Linked DNA regions of Homo sapiens: region 2 is linked to region 1. Evidence: chromatin loops called from intact Hi-C (ENCODE). Cell type or tissue: endothelial cell of umbilical vein. All regions are shown on one strand. Region 1 has its middle 980 kb from the start of LINC01309. Region 2 has its middle 910 kb from the start of LINC01309.

Region 1 (5,000 bases):
CATCAGGAGAGAGTATACTTCTTTGCCCTTTAACTCTGTCCTTGTCAACATGACTTGCTTTGGCCAAAGATGAGTTAGTAGATGTGACAGTAGTGAAGAATTAAAATTTGTTTAAAAGATTATTCTAAAAAACTTGCCTTTTGTGATCCACAATTAGAAGAGGTTTCTTCTAATCACTATCGCCACTGCCCTCCTACCCTGGTCACCATAATAAATTTATGGAGAGACCTCAGCCCGACCACAGCCAGAATCCAAGCCCAGCTGGTCTGCAGGCTGCAACAGAGCCACCCAGCAGAACCCCATCTGGATTAGGTCATCCAGATTTAACCAGAAGACACATGTGCACGAGGAACAATTCTTCTCCAGTAGGCATGCAGTAGGCCTCAGAGACTGGACATTAAATGGTCAATTGTCCCCAACTGTCATGCTTTTAAACAATTATTGCATTTAAAAATTATTTAGTTTGAATTTATGAATCATCTTTGTACCATACCTTCTGGAATTTGTATGTTGTTGAAAAAGACCTACCCACTGACAAAGTAAATTAAAATTAAATATGCTACATTGATTTTATTGCACTTTAGTTATGTTTTTCTTTCATTATTCAATAATTCTGGAATTTCTTTTAATAGAGTTGTAAAATAGAAATTAAAATGTATTTTTTAATTCAAATGTTGCCATGCTATTTAATAAGAGATCTTTTCTCTATGACTTGAAATGTCTCTCTTACATATACTAATTACATAATGTATTACAGAATTATTGGTTAGTTCTCAAACTTTTTTTTCCTTTTACCTCTTTCTCCTTCTCTTTCCTGTCTCTTCACAAACACACACACACACACACACACACAGACAAACACACACACTTATGTGTCACTAACACTCTTTAATGATAATATTTGGTAAATTTTTTCTTATCTTTCATTATTAGAAGTATTATTTGTTTTTCAGAAGGACTTCATAATCCCACTGATGTTTTAAACAGATTTTAATTGACATTTTTATTGGAATTACATAAAATATATAGATTGATTTAGGGAAAAGAGATGTTTTAAAATATGAGATTTCATTTTCTAGAACATAATATATTTGATTTATTGCAAGACTGTGTCCTTCTGGAGTGTTTTAAAAATTCTCGACCAGTGTTTATTCTTTAATTATATTGATTATATATTCTATTTCACTGTTTATCTACATACAAGATATATAACTTTGTAGCTGGCCAATTAAATGAGGTATATTTTAATCTAAATTAATTTGTATCTTATTTATCATCTTTCCAGGTAAAAATATAATACCTTAAAATAATAAATTTTTCAAAATACTTCCCTTCTGACTTATTAAAAATATTTTGGGGGGATAATCTTTGATTCACCTATACCTATAAGGAATAATATGAAAGGAAGCTATGTACTCTTTACCCAGTTTCTCCAAATGATAGCATCTTGCAAAACTGTAATACAATATCACAACCAGCATATTAATACAAAGTACAAAATATTTACATCACAATGTCTTTTCTGTTGTTCTTCTGTAGCCACACCCAGTGTCTCCTGCCTCACCTGTGGTCCCACTGAGACCACTAATCTCTACTTCAGTTCTATAATTTATTTCAAGAATATGATATAAATAGAATCACAGAATGTAAAGCCTTTTGGAATTCGCTTCTTCTTTGAACATAAATCTCTGGAGACTCAGCTTTGTTGTCATGTGTATCCATAGTCTGTTGTTTGTATTGCTGAGTAGTGGTCTATGGTGTGAATACAACATGGTTTATTTAATAATTCACTTATTGAAGGACAGCTGAATTGTTTTCAGTTTTTGTTATATGAATAAGACTTACAAACATTTGTGTACAGCTTGTTATGTGAACATATCTTCAATATTCTTGGATAAGTTCTCAGGAGTGCAATTGCCTGGTTGTCTAGTGTTTTAAGAAACTGACATACTGTTTTTCAGAGTGGCTTTATGATTTTACATTCTCACTAGCAATGTATGAATGATTCAGTTCCTCTCCTTCCTTATCAGGGTTTGGTATTGTTTGTTTGTTTGTTTTACTGTTAGCCATTCTGATAGGTATGTGGTGATATCTCCCTGTGGTTTCTACTTTCATTACCCTAAAGGCTAATGATATTGAGCTTCTTTTCATGTGCTCAATTGCCATCTGTATTTTTTCTTCAGGGAAATGTCTCTTTATGACTTTTGCCATATTCTAATCGTACTGTTTGATGTTTTTATTGTTAAATCTTGAGAGCTCTTTATAAATTCTAGATACTAGACATTTGTTAAATAAGTGATTTGCAAATATTTTCTCCCACTCTGTAGCTTCTTTCTTTCAACCTGCTGTCTGGCATAAGAACTCTTTGCCTAGTCCTGTATCCCAAAAATGTTCTATTTTTCAAGTAAAAGTTTTAAGAGTTTAACATTTAATTCCATGATCCATTTTGAGTTAATTTTTATATTGACTTAAGTCAATTTTTTTTTTTTTTGGCCTATGGATGTCCAGTAGTTGAAACACCATGTATTGAAAGGGCTTTCTCCATTAGATGGCTTTTACGCCTTTGTTAAAAATCAGTTGGGAAATAATAGTGTGGGTGTATTTCTGTGTTTGCTATTCTGATTCTTGGTCCATATGTCTGCCCCTCAGCCAAGATCACACTGTCCTGATTACTACAGCCATAAGTAATGTTGGGTAGAGTAATTCCTCCCAATTTGTTCTTTAACAAGATTATTTTAGCTATTCCAGACCCTTCGCCTTGTCATATGCACTTTAGAATAAGAAGCTTGGTGAACAATTCTTAGTTTTTCTACATCTGAAAATATCCTAATTTCCTTTTCATTCTGGAAGATATTTTCACTGGTTATAGGATTCTGGGTGAATGGTTCTTTCCTTTCAACATCTGAAAACTAGGTCTCTCTTCATTCTGGCCTCCACAGTTTCAGCTGAGAGATCCATGGTTATTCTTATTGTGTTTTTCTTATGGGCGAGTTGTCACCTTTCTCTGGCATTCTTCATTATTCTTTTCTCTGTCTTCTGTTTTCAGCAGATTAATAGTGATGTGAGGCCCGGCGCAGTGGCTCACACCTGTAATCCCAGCATTTTGGACCTCCGAGGCAGGTGGATCACCTGAGGTCAGGAGTTCGAGACCAGCCTGGCTAACATGGTGAAACCTCGTCTCTTCTAAAAATACAAAAATTAGCCAGGCATGGTGGTGGACACCTGTAATCCCAGCTACTTGGGAGGCTGAGGCAGGGGAATTGCTTGAACCCAGGAGGCAGAGGTTGCAGTGAGCCAAGATCACACCACTGCACTCCAGCCTGGGCGACGGAACAACACTTCGTCTCCCAAAAAAAAAAAAAAAAAAAAGAAAAGAAAAGAAAGAAAGAAAAGAAAAAAAGAAAAAGATGTGCATTGGCTTTGATTTCTTTCGGTGTATTCTATTTGGGTTTGGTCAGTTTCTGTAATATGTAAATTTAATCTCTTGACAAATATGGAAGCTTTCACTGATTATGTCTGAAACTTTTTGGTCCCACTTTCTTCTCTTCTAGAACTCTGAAAACCATGTGTATTAAATATTTTGTTATTGTACCACTAGTCCCTGCGTCTCTGTTCATTTTTTTTTCCAGTCTATTCTCTCTCTATTCTTCGAAATGGGTAATTTCTACTGCCCCATCTTCTAGGTCACCAATTCTCTTCTCTGTCACCTCCATTACGCTGTTGAGCCAAATCACTGAACTTTTTTTTTTTTTTTCAGGTCTAAAATGTCCATTTGATTCTCTTCATTTTTTTTTTTTTTTTGCTAAAAATTTGTTTCTTTTATGAGGCCTTTTATTCTTTTGTTTCAAGTATGTCTGTACATCCTGAAGAATGCTTAATTGTAGTAATAAGAAGATGGTAATGATTAAGATGAAGAAAAAAGATATTCTTTCTACGATTCCTAATTTAAAGAGAATATTTTCACTAAGATCTTATATGCTTTATAATATTATGATAATGTTGTTATAGGAATTTTTATATTTTCCTTAAATAGATAAGAATTTTACCCATTATAAAAGTAATTATCCATTTTTTAAGACTTTATATAAAGAATCGGTGATAACATTTTAAACTGCATGTCGACTATATAATGAGAAGATCTTTTTAAAGTTTTATTTATTAGTATGGCCAATAAAATATTCTAAGTCCAAAGCATCTTTGCATTACTATTATAAACCCTACTTGCTTATGAGGCATCAAAACCATGTTGAATCTGGATTCTGTTTCCTACTTGAAATTCTTTCCATTGCTGTTCAAAAGAATGATTGGTCTATGATTTTCTTTGTCCTATCTTTTTGAGCTTTTTAAAATGTCAGGATAATCTTAGCTTCAGTTTTAGGAATTAAAGGTCTTTTTTTTCTGTTTCAATTCTCCAGTAGAGGAAAAGTAATGTTTTACATTTTATTAATGCAAATATCTTACTTTTCATGTTAAATGTATTCCTAGATATTTTATTTGATATACTAAGACTATTTATGTCTTAAATAGTTGGTGGAATATGCTTTGAAATTTGCTATGCCTGGTACTTATTTGGATGTAGTTCTTTATAATTTTCTCTATTTATTGTAGAAGTAAGGCTGGTTAGTTTATATTTTCCTAGAAAATTATTGAATTCATTTAGGATTGCAAACTTAGTTTTATAGAACTAAGCAATGGCATTTTAAACAATTATTTTAATAGATTCTATATCATATTTTCCTCATTATCAGTCCTATGTCATTTGTGATTTCTTCTTTTCCAGTTTTGGTATCTTACATAGATGGCCCTGAGTGATGGCTATTTGCTCATATAGTCATAGACACATATTTCTAGGTGTACTTCACCCAAAGGCAATGCTCTTGGCTATGACCACCTCATGTTTTCAAGGTGGCTTGAGATGAGTTATCTTTCACTTTTGAGTCCATGAGCACTCAGGAATCCTTGTTGTGTTAAAGAGGAAACAGTAGATTGTTTCTGCTCAT
Region 2 (5,000 bases), 76 kb after region 1:
TTGAGGTCAGTAGTTCAAGACCAGCCTGGCAAATATAGTGAAACACCTTCTCTACTAAAAATTCAAAAGTTGTCCAGGTGTGGTGAATGCCTGTAATCCCAGCTACTCCGGAGGCTGAGGCAGGAGAATCACTTGAACCCAGGAGGTGGAGGCTGCAGTGAGCTATGATTGTGCCACTGCACTCTAGCCTGGGTGAGAGAGCAAGAGCAAGAAAGCAAGAAAGCAAGCAAGCAAGCAAGCAAGAAAGAAAGAAAGAGAGAGGGAGGGAGGGAGGGGAGAAAGAGAAAGAAAAAAGAAGAAAGAAAATCACCACTCTCCACATTTAGTAGCCAAGTGTAGATTATTACATATTTCCAGTTGTGAGTTCAGTTCTTCATCCTCCCCAGAGTTCCAAATAATACTTACATTTTTTCCCTTCCTCTCCAAGGCTGTGTCACACTTTGTAGCTCTGAAGGTATCCAAAGCAAACATGATATCAACTCTATCTATCTCAAGACATTTGATGCTACTGCTGTGCAGGTTTGAGGGAGAGAAGGCAATAGCACAGAGGCCATTAACTTTCTTTTGCAAAATCACCTTTCTCATTAGATGTGAAAAATGTGTTTTAGAACAGCAGTTTATGGCAGTTGACTAGATAAAACTTCAGAAAGATAGTACACACAACGAAAGGTGAGACAAATTGCAGTGATAAGGTATGTCAGCAGAGGGCTGATGCTGCAAGAATATAGTGTCTTTGTGTCTGTAGCCATTTATTAAGCAAGGTTATGTCAGTGTGGTTGGCATAGAGAAATGAAGACTCCAATATACCCAGGAGCAGCTCAACATAATTATCAGTACCTCTGGATTTCTGTATCCTTTCCTCAGACTACCTATTGGCACTGATATGTTCATTTAAAAAATAATATGCCAGAAAAATTACTTTAAAAATAATTATTTTTAGTAGTTTAATAAACAATTTATGAATTAAAAATAATCTCTCCACATTACAAAAATGAGGATTTTCTTTCAGAAAGAAATTAGTCCATTTTCACACTGCTGTAAAGAACTACCTGAGACTGGGTAATTTATAAAGAAAGAGGTTTAACTGACTCACAGTTCCACATGGTTGGGGAGGCTTCAGGAAGATTACAGTCATGGGGGAAGGTAAAGTGGAAGCAAGCAACTTCATCACAAGGCGGCAGGAGAGAGTGAGTGAGGGGGGAAGTGCCACGTGTTTAAACCATCATATCCCATGAGAACTCACTCACTATCACAAGAATGACATGGGGGAAATCCACCCACATGATCCAACCACCTACCACCAGGTCACTCCCTTGACCCATGGGGATTTACAATTCCACATGAGATTTGGGTAGGGACACAGAGCCAAACCATATCAAATATGTAATTATTAATTTTGCATAAGTATGAAAATTCAAAGGTGTTCCATTAGCTTAGGGAACATAGTTATGTTTCCTGAAGAAAATTAAAAAATAATGACACAAAGATTTTTAAAATTCTGTTTTCAATTTTAAGCTCTATCAATCTGTTTCAATATACACCATTATTATGGAATAGCATCAGTGTTCAATTCCTCACTTACTTACCAGTGAAGCACAGATAGGTTCATATTAAGGAAAACAGCTGTATTGCCCACTAAAAATATTAGGAAAAAGGCAGATTTTTATCTAAGAAGGTTTTCCAATGCTTTTATCTTATACCTGGAAAATGGTCACAGCTTCTGTTCATAAACTTTCTCTTGGAAAGGATATTGCTACCACACTACACACGGATAACAGGGATCTGAGGTAAACAGTTTCATTTTGCAATATTAAGTCTCTTAAATGTGAATGTGGAAAAATCAGAAAATAACTTCCACATAATCCCCAACCCTACCCACCTTCCAGTTGTATACTCACATACTCTGACCTCATTTCCGTCTCCATGGATGACTATCTCTACTGCTTTCTAAGGCTAACCATTTGTTTTTTCAGTGGCTCCCATGCTTTCTCACCTACACAAGAATGTTGCTTCTGCAAATAAACTTTCTTATGTATCTACTGTATCATCCCATGAGCCCACAGATATGTTATACCTTCTTCCACTATGAAAACCAACAAGTTTTTAAAAATACCCTGACTCCACGTCTCTTGAAATTAAGGCAGAAATAAATAAGTTATTTGAAACCAATGAGAACAAAGACACAATGTACAAGAATCTCTGGGACACAGCTAAAGCAGTGTTTACAGGGAAATTTATAGCACTAAATGCCCACAGGAGAAAGCAGGAAAGATCTAAAATCGACACCCTGATATCACAATTGAGAGAACTAGAGAAGCAAGAGCAAACAAATTCAAAAGCTGGCAGAAGACAAGAAATAAATAAGATCAGAGCAGAACTGAAGGAGATGGAGACACAAAAAACCCTTCAAAAAAATCAATGAATCCAGGAGCTGGTTTTTTGAAAAGATTAACAAAATAGATAGACCGCTAGCCAGACTAATAAAAAAGAAAAGAGAGAAGAATCAAACAGACACAAAAACATTATAAAGAGAAGATCACTGATCCCACAGAAATACAAACTACCATCGAGAAAAATATAAACCCCTCTATGCAAATAGCCTAGAAAACCTAGAAGAAATGGATAAATTCCTGGACACGTACACCCTCTAAAGACTAAACCAGGAAGAAGTAGAATCCTTGAATAGACCAATAACAAGTTCTGAAATTAAGGCAGTAATTAATAGCATACCAACCAAAAAAAGCCCAGGACCAGATGGGTTCACAGCTGAATTCTACCACAGGTACAAAGAGGAGCTGGTACTATTCCTTCTGAAATTATTCCAAACAATAGAAAAAGAGGGACTTCTCCCTAACTCATTTTATGATGCTGGCATCATCCTGATACCAAAACCTGGCAGAGACACAACGAAAAAAGAAAATTTCAGGCCAATATCCCTGATGAACATTGATGTGAAAATCCTCAATAAAATACTGACAAACCGAATCCAGCAGCACCTCAAAAAGCTTGTCCACCACAATCAACTTGGCTTCATCTCTAGGATGCAAGGCTGGTTCAACATATGCAAATCAATAAATGTAATCTATCACATAAACAGAACCAGTGGAAAAAAACACGTAATTATCTCAATAGATGCAGAAAAGGCTTTCAATAAAATTCAACACCTCTTCATGCTAAAAACTCTCAATAAACTAGGCATTGATGGAACGTATCTCAAAATAATAAGAACTTTTTATGACAAACCCACAGGAATATCATACTGAATGGACAAAAGCTGGAAGCATTCCCTTTGAAAACCAGCACAAGACAAGGATGCCCTCTCTCACCACTTCTATTCAAAATAGTATTGGAAGTTCTGGCCAAGGCAATTAGGCAAGAGAAAGAAATAAAGGATATTCAAACAGGAAGAGAGGAAGTCAAATTGTCTCTGTTTGCAGATGACATGAGTGCGTATTTAGAAAACCCTATCGTCTCAGCCCAAAATATCCTTAAGCTGATAAGGAACTTCAGCAAAGTATCAGCATACAAAATCAATGTGCAAAAGTCGCAAGCATTCCTATACACCAATAATAGACAAACAGAGAGTCAAATCATAAGTGAACTCCCATTCACAATTGCTACAAACAGAATAAAATACCTAGGAATACAACTTACAAAGGATGTGAAGGACCTCTTCAAGGAGAACTACAAGCCACTGCTCAAGGAAATAAGAGAGGACACAAACAAATAAAAAAAAAATTCCATGCTCATTGATAGGAAGAATCAACATCGTGAAAATGACCATACTGCCCAAAGTAATTTATAGATTCAACGCTATGCCCATCAAGCTACCACTGACTTTCTTAGAATAATTTAAAAAACTATTTTAAATTTCATATGGAACCAAAAAAGAGCCTGTATAGCCAAGACAATCCTAAGGAAAAAGAACAAAGCTGGAGGCATCACACTACCTGAATTCAAACTATACTACAAGGCTACAGTAACCAAAACAGCATGGTACTGGTACAAAAACAGATATAGACCAATAGAGCAGAACAGAGGCCTCAGAAATAATGTTTCTACAACCATCTGATATTTGAAAAACCTGACAAAAACAAGCAATGGGGAAAGGAGTCCCTATTTAATAAACGGTGTTGGGAAAATTGCTAGCCATAAGCAGAAAACTGAAACTGGACCCTTTCCTTATACCTTATACAAAAATTAACTCAAGGTGGATTAAAGACTTAAATGTAAGACCTAAAACTGTAAAAACCCTAGAAGAAAACCTAGGCAATACCATTCAGGACATAGGCACTGGCAAAGACTTCATGACTAAAACACCAAAAGCAATGTCAGGAAAAGCCAAAATTGACAAATGGGATCTAATTAAACTAAAGAACTTCTGCACTGCAAAAGAAACTATCATCAGAGTGAACAGGCAACCTACAGAATGGGAGAAAATGTTTGCAATCTATCCATCTGACATAGGGCTAATATCCAGAATCTACAAGGCACTTAAACAAATTTACAAGAAAAAAACAAACATCCCCATCAAAAAGTGGGTGAAGGATATGAACAGAGACTTCTCAAAAGAAGACATTTATGTGACCAACAAACATATGAAAAAAAGCTCATCATCACTGGTCATTAGAGAAATGCAAATCAAAACCACAATGAGATACCATCTCAAGCCAGTTAGAATGGCGATCAGCAACAAGTCAGGAAACAACAGATGCTGGAGAGGATGTGGAGAAATAGGAACACTTTTACACTGTTGGTGGGAGTGTAAATTAGTTCAACTGTTGGGGAAGACAGAGTGGCGATTCCTCAAGGATCTAGAACCAGAACTACCGTTTGACCCAGGAATCCCATTACTGGGTATATACCTAAAGGATTATAAATCATTCTACTATAAAAGCACATGCACACGTATGTTTATTGCAGCACTGTTCACCATAGCAAAGGCTTGGAACCAACCCAAATGCCCATCAGTGATAGATTGGATAAAGACAATGTCCACA

Evidence for each region. Peaks named below come from ENCODE experiments on the same cell type or tissue, not always from the same donor. Only the 100,000 strongest peaks of a DNase experiment are listed, where the experiment ranks them.
Region 2: a loop joins it to region 1, with 3 times the contacts of the local background. A loop is called at or near these places in 1 of 110 quality-filtered maps.

What each region holds. Positions count from the first base shown.
Region 1 is chr13:104,405,972-104,410,971 of GRCh38, reverse strand. No RefSeq gene overlaps it. Among named protein-coding and RNA genes, the nearest start is that of LINC01309, 980 kb to the right of the region's middle. In endothelial cell of umbilical vein, no CTCF peak of the experiment used is centred here; a DNase peak (open chromatin) is centred at 2,011; H3K27ac peaks cover 896 bases.
Region 2 is chr13:104,330,257-104,335,256 of GRCh38, reverse strand. No RefSeq gene overlaps it. Among named protein-coding and RNA genes, the nearest start is that of LINC01309, 910 kb to the right of the region's middle. In endothelial cell of umbilical vein, no CTCF peak of the experiment used is centred here; no DNase peak of the experiment used is centred here.